Linked DNA regions of Mus musculus: region 2 is linked to region 1. Evidence: chromatin contacts called from ENCODE Hi-C data. All regions are on one chromosome and are shown on one strand. The core of a region is the stretch at or near the end of the contact, and the rest is flanking DNA. Distances in the headings are between cores, read along the strand shown.

Evidence for each region. Hi-C counts contacts between places; a loop is a spot of excess contacts on that map.
Region 2: a map of T-helper 17 cell shows a loop between it and region 1 (7-fold over the local background). The contact joins the promoter of Wdr37 here to the promoter of Pfkp in region 1. A Hi-C loop is called at or near these places in 2 of 37 maps with a recorded cell type or tissue (T-helper 17 cell and T-helper 2 cell).

The regions. Positions count from the first base shown.
Region 1 is chr13:6,647,290-6,650,717 of GRCm38, forward strand. Pfkp (phosphofructokinase, platelet) reads right to left here and starts at 1,482. Exons shown (of 22, transcript NM_019703.4): 1 at 1,282-1,482. The coding sequence starts at 1,390.
Region 2 is chr13:8,868,984-8,872,649 of GRCm38, forward strand. Wdr37 (WD repeat domain 37) reads right to left here and starts at 2,061. Exons shown (of 14, transcript NM_172445.3): 1 at 1,887-2,061.

The DNA.
Region 1 (3,428 bases), core at 232-2,731:
GGGCGGTGCCCTAAGCAGCTCCCCAACCTGCGGCACTGGCGCCAGCCCCGCCCCGCTCAAGGGCGAAGGGAAGGTCATCCGTGGGGTGGGCGGAAGGCAAGGACTCCAACCCTAAACCTCCCGGATTGAGCTGGCTTAGAACGAGGGAAAATATAACATGGCATTTGGATGCATCCAGGGTAGAGGAAAGAACTGAAAAGCAAAAGCAAAACCTGGCTCAGGAACTGTCTGCAGCCGGCACAGACCTCAAGACTTGGAGGGCACATACTCTATGAAAATGTAGGTCTTGCTTCTAGCGCGTGTCCTCATCAAGAAATTAGCATGAACTCGGAAAGCCCACTGTTTGGGAACCCCAGCGCCCCCACGTGTACCCAGGATTAGAGGCTGGGGCACGGTACAGTCACCCCATTGCTCTTACATTTTAAGTATTCTCAGTTTATCAAATCCAAGCGTACAGAAATCGAGTCCCTTCAGCTCTGAAATCAATCCCGTCATTGGGAGAAAAGGGAAGCCCGGAGCTGGTAAGTGAGGGCTGATGACGTCCCGGAGTCCCTGCTTCCTGGTCTTTCCCGTCCTGGGGAGGCTGGCCCCGGAGGGCCTAGTGACCCATTTTAGTTTTCACTTTTGTCACAAGCAGGAAGAGACATTGCCTGGCAGTCAATGCCACACCCTGAGAGACCCCTGCACGCCCCCCCCCCCCCAGCTGCGCATCCCGCAATGCAGCAGCAGAGAAGGCTGCTAGCACCGCTTGGGAGGCAGGACTGGGATGGAGGCGCTGTGGGTACCCCGCTGTTTTTCCTACGAGTCCCAGGGATTAGGGTGGGGCGGTGCTGTGGCATCCTTATCGTCGCCCTGTACCTAATTCCAGGAAAGAACGCCTGGCTCATATGACCCAGACAGTAGACGACCCCATTGGCTAGCTCAATTAATAAATTTGGGGATGGAAAACTGGTTCATCTTGGGAATGAAGAATCCTACACAAATATCCTTTATCTTCTGCCCCTCACCACGTAATGGAACTCTATGGTCGCTCCTCAGGCACCCTAGTTGTTCCTAGATTAGGGTTTTCCCTACTCCTGAGCCACCGGTTCTCCTCGGCTCTCATAGGTAATTTTCACCAAGCCCTTTCCTCATCCTTTCTCCCAGATCCAGGTCACCCAACGTTTCTCCCCAGCTCTCCCTCTGTTCCCAACCCGATTACCCTCCTCTGCAGCCCTCTCCAGCCGCCCTCGCCCCCTGCCCGGCCCTTGGAGACCAGCGAGAGAGCTGGTAGGCACGCACCTTGGGCATCCCCGCCGCTGGTCAGGACACCGATAGCTTTGCCATCCCCAGAGAGGTGCTCCAGGTACTTCGGATAGGCGCTGGAGCTCGAAGAATCCAAGTCACTCATGATGAGGAGGTAGAGACGCCAGACACTCCCGTACTCAGCAAGCACTGAAGCCCTGGCCCACGCGCGCCAGCCTTGGAACCGCTGCCCCGCCTGCACCCGCAGGAGCCGCCCACGCCCCGCCCGAGCGCCAATGGGCTGTGGCGATGGGCGGGACTCACGCAAGGGCGGGGCCTGTTGTGTCAAAGACTCCAGCACTCTGCAGGGGTGGACAGGATAGTATGGACACGCGTTCTGTTAGGGATGCATCGCTGTGGTCCCTGAGAGGTGGAGTCGGGTTGGGGTGCCTTCTCAAGCGGGGGATGGAGGGATTATAGCCGGGTAGGAAACCCATAAGTGGCATAAGTGAATGGCAGCGCAGCTGCAGGGATGATCCCACAAGTGGGCGCGGAGCCTGTCAGCCCACCACGTGGGCGCAGAGGCTCGTGGGGCGCCCATTACCCCACCTGCTCTAGCTGTTAGGGTGGCGGTTGAGGGAGCCCAGAGGTCTGTGCAGTAGAGCAGAGGCACGCGCCTCACTTCCGGCAGGGCTCTTTCCTGGCCTGACAGTCAGAACAGTAGGGCGCTTCAGCATTTCTGTTCAATGTCCAGGATCCATAGGATCCTCCAGGTTTCACTTCTCCTTCGAAATTGAGGAAAGATGTGTGAGTAGATCAAGTTGTGTCACTGACTGTAGAGAAAGGATTGGAAGTAGAATGTCGGGGAAAGCCATTCGTAGACACACCCTCAGGAAGCAGGCCTGAGTTCTGGATAATCCAAAAGAAATCGGAACAAAAAAGGCTTGGTAGATTCCAGTCTCCACCTAATGGAAGCCCTGCTCTTGATTTGTTAGTCAGAACCCGGAAGGTTCTATTAGAAACAACAATAAAATAAAATAAAATAAAATAAAATAAAATAAAAGTATCCAATCTGTGGTTGATTTTGTTTATTTTGAAGATGCACCTCCTGGGGATCCCTGAGTTGTCCTGGAGCTTAATCTCTAAAAGCACGCAGACCCCTTCAGCAGTCATCCCAAGAATAAGACCTCAAAAGCAAGCAAACTGGATAGCTCACAGAAGGGGTGGCAGCACTGAGCCTCCTTCCTGTGCAAATTATACGTGTTGAATACATAGAAATATAGGAAACAAAGTAACAACCTAGGCAAAGACAATACAGTCTTACTACTATTAGGACAACCCTAGAAAAAAGATGGAGGCGCACAGACTTGTATCTTCCAACTTACCCTTTAAGCTTCAAACATTTAGGGGGGGGGGGGAGATCCAATCTACTGTAGACAAGGATGCATGAGATCTGATCTCTGCCTTCTTGAATCAGTTGAGCAATTCCTGAACTCCCATGATCAACAGAAGTTGGCTGCCTTCAGGTCCCTCCCAACCCCCACCTTCCAACTTCTGGGAAAACAGCCAGGAAATATATATATTTTTAACAGGTTCTCTAGATTTTTATGATGAGCACTAAACTGGAGAACATCTGATCTAATAGCTTGATAATGGATTTTCCCTGAGCATCATTCTAAAAGGGAAGAGAAGAGTATCACTGGGTGCCTTGAAATTGTCTTGAGATGCTCTTAGCCAAAAGCACTGGAAGGAGGGGTGTCAGACTCAATGGACCACTGCCCACAGAGGTTTCTGTAGCTCAAGGCCCAAGGTGAAGATCTGGAATTTTAAATCATGCCTTTCTGAGGCAGAGAACACTCGAAATAGGAAGAAGCACAGTGAGTTTCCTCTGAGCCAAATGTCCTATAGGGTTGGGTTTTGTGCCACAGACAACAGCATTCCACAGGTAGTGTGGTTCTTTATGAATTATTAGAGATACTCCAAACATTTAGCATTACTTATTGTTTTCCTTCTTTCTTCTTTTTCCCTTTTCTTTTATTGTTTATTTTTATTTTGGGGGTTTTGCTTTGTTATTTGATTTTGTTTGTTTGTTTGTTTGTTTTCTTCTGGCCTTTTTATACTGTTTTCTATTGTTCCACTCCTGTTTCCACGATGCTCTATCCTATTTTTTTTTTTTTTTCAGCGCTGGCTGTCCTGGAACTCAC
Region 2 (3,666 bases), core at 811-3,310, 2.2 Mb after region 1:
GTATAACATTAAACCGCACCAATGAACACTTAGCTCTCTCTCTTTTCAAGGCTCTTTTTAGTATGTATGTTCCACAGTAAGGTGTTACTACCTACAGTATCAGATTTTTATTAAGTACATACAACCAAACAGGAAGCCTGCTGAAGTAGTTTTATAAGCAATACAACAAACAATGTATGCTTTTATTTGAGATAATATAAAACATTACTCTCTATTTCATACTTTGGAGGAAGAATTTTAATTTTCTTTCAACAAGAAAAAACTGATTTATTTCAAAATAAATACCCGGTTTATCCCAAAAATGTTAGTTATACATTAAAAAGATGGTTATATAATTTGCAGATGGTAGTATAAACTATAAAATGTCACTGAACCTCCAAAAGTTCAATAAAGGTATTAATAATATTAATATTTTAAGTGTTGATTGTAATAGTACTTTTAAAATTAACTTCTAGAGGGCTGAATCAATGCAATATCTAACCAGTAACAGAAAAGAGAATGGTCTCTACACGCAACCTTGGAAATCTGTCACCAGAATTAAGTTACTTAAAATGTTCTGTCACTGATGAGATGAAGGCAAATGATGCACACTTATCGAGTCTAAGGATGGCACTGAGCTGACAGGCATCAGTAATTAAATAAGCTACCACCAAGAATTTTTTTCTCAATAACCAAAAAAGAAATTCAAATCTAGAAAGCATATCTTTCTTTGAATAAATCAGGACAGGACAACTAACAAAACTCTTAGTATCACTGCTGGGGGAAATACCCAACCCCAAGGATTTTACCTCAAATCAAGGGCAAAGTAAGATAACAGACCAACGTACCTATACTAAAGGAAGTAACATCTCAGAGTAAGAAAACCAAAGGAAGCATACTTAGGTCCTGTGTCCAGAAATTTATGCAAGAAGGCTTGATATACACTGCAAAAACGTAGCTGTCATAAACATCAAGGTCACACTGTTATTTCATGTGGCCACTGGCCACTGCTCTGCGTCTCCTATGGGCAACACTAATAGAAGGCCTCTACTTACTTTGGTCAGGTTATATTTATATATACTATGCTCAAGTATGTGGCTTAGGTGTCAAAGAGAATTTACAAACACTTGAAAATGTGATCGGCAAAGTAACCAAAACAGCAAGGAAGGTAGCATAATAGAAGATTTCTTAGAAAAGGGAGAAGTATCCTGGAGGCTTATTATCACCAGGTGTACTGCTTAGAGGTAAAAAGGTTTCAGTACCGCTTTGATGGCATACTTTGTAGGCCACAATAAGCAATGTAAAGAAAACCCATCTGAACTTCAAAGAAACTGCCTAGCAATCTACATCCGGGCAAGAGAGTGAGTGGTGTAGAGCTAACGGTCCTCGTCTTCAAGCACAAGAAACATCGAAGAGTTCAAGTTAGATGATAAAACCTCTAAGAACCTGATCAATCGTTCGGTTATGTCTGCTCGCGAAGTGAAATGGCATATTTATGCAACTTTTTGGTAAAACTGGCCCATTATGATGCCTTAAAACTTAGGAAATAGAAGTGTACGGGGAAGAAAAGGAAGTCTTCAGAAAGAGAAACAAAGGCGTGGCGGGGTTTTACCACTTCAGCATCTGCTTACCCCATCTCCGCCCCCCACCCTTCCTCCTTCCCAGAGGCCATACCCCGTCTTTGCGGGATCGAAGGCCACCATCTTCGAAAACTCTGGGCTTCCCACGGGACACAGACAGCCAGGTAGACGCCACTTGAGTACACAGGGAGCCAGAGAGAGTGCGCAGGATTAGGACTGTATCCTTCATCCACCTCGAAGCCTCGTCCCCACCGCCACCCGGACACCTGACATCCCCCGAGCGCCCGAGAAGGATGCCAAGCCAGACAGCTGAGAAGATGGCGTCACCTGTCACAGCAGCAGCACTCGCGTCCGCCTGGAACCAGCCTACGTCGCACTCAATTCGTAGATCCCCCCGCGACGAGGCTCCCGAGGCAGACCCAGAGCAGGAAAAAAAACCGGCCGATTCCCGCACTGACACAACCCGGCGACCCGAACTGGCGCGCCCGTACTTCCGGTAACTGCGGAAGTCCCGCCCTCAGAGATGGTCCTTAAAAAAAAAAAAACAGACCGGAAGCTCCGCCCCATGCCCAACGGCTGCGGAAGTTCTTTCCTGGTCTCCTTCGCTCAGTCCCACAGGCTTGTTCCGCGGGATAGTCTCCTGTTTTGGCTTTCGGCTTTGACGCCGGGTCCTGGAGACCTAAACTATGGCCTAGCAGCGCGCTGAGCCAAGACCCAGCGAGTGACTGCAGAACGAGTATGGCGTCCCCTGGTGGCGCAAGTAGGCTCAGCGCTTTCCCTGTTAGGAGCTTTCCCAAGGTGCTTACAGGCACTGCTAGACCCCAAATTCTGCACCACACACTAACGGTACACGCGATCCTTGCACGAATTGCTCCCCGAGACCCTGTAGCGTCGGTAACAGGGAGAAGCACACACAGCCTCCCGGACCGTGGGTACTTACCACTGCAGGGATTCCGGTGAGGGGTCCACGGTCAGGCAGGTTTTAAGTCCATCTGTCCTAAACACTCGCACAGCCCAAAAACTGGTAAGAAAAATAATCTATTAAAATGCAAAGTCGAGTGTACTATTTAACGTAATCGCTTTCAGAATCTCTCAAATCCAACTGCTTTACAGGCTGATCTGCTAGGAATGGCTCCTCAGGCAGGGCTCAGTGGGAGTCTTGCTAGCTGGCTGCAGGAGAGCCTGGTAGAGATAGAACTATTAATATTTCAGCTTATCTGCAGAAGATGACTCACCCAGTTTCCTTCTGAAATATCTGATCACCATTGGCTAAGAGGGGAAAATAGAATCAGCTGTTCACTGCAAAAGGTGGGACTTGAGCCGCTTTTCCCCGTTAATCAGGGTTGGGAAGACCTACATAGCAGAATGGAGCTGTTACATAAACAGCCTTGTCTCTGCGAGCAACTTGAACTAGATGTTTAAAACTCACCTACAGTAAAAGCATGATAGTATTTTCCTTCTATATGGGTCAACATTCTTCCTATAAGATAAAACTGAAGGTTCAGATTCAAGAAGCAGTAATGCAAGATGTTTGCTGGAGAAGAAATAAATTTATCGTATTTGGAGACTCGAATAACCAAAACATTCTGTACAAGAAATTGTGGGTTACTTGTGTATCAAGTATAATATTCAGGGGGCTGGAGAGATAGCTCAATGGTTAAGAGCTCTGACTGCTCTTAAACTGAGTTCAAACCCCAGCAACCACATGGTGGTTCACAACCATCTGTACAGCTAGAGTGTACTTGTATACATAAAATAAATAAATAAATCTTTTTTTAAAAAAAATATAGTATACAAAGCTTATCACTAGTAACAGTCTATAAATATGAACTGAGAAAAAAAAGATTTGGCTTCTCAGAGAAATCACTGTCAAATTTGGAGGCTGTGATATTTATTTAAGAAAATTTTAACTAGTAACAAAGAATGCATAAGACATTCTGCTGTTAATGATAGCCAGCAGAAAGTACTGTAAAGCATAGTTCCATATCCAAGTAGCATTCCACTAAGTTTGCAACAAAGCAGCCACATTTGGGTGCCACTTAAGATACTTTTAATGGAAGTACATTTTATCTTTGGTATATTTAGAGTTCCACCAAAAAAAAAAAAA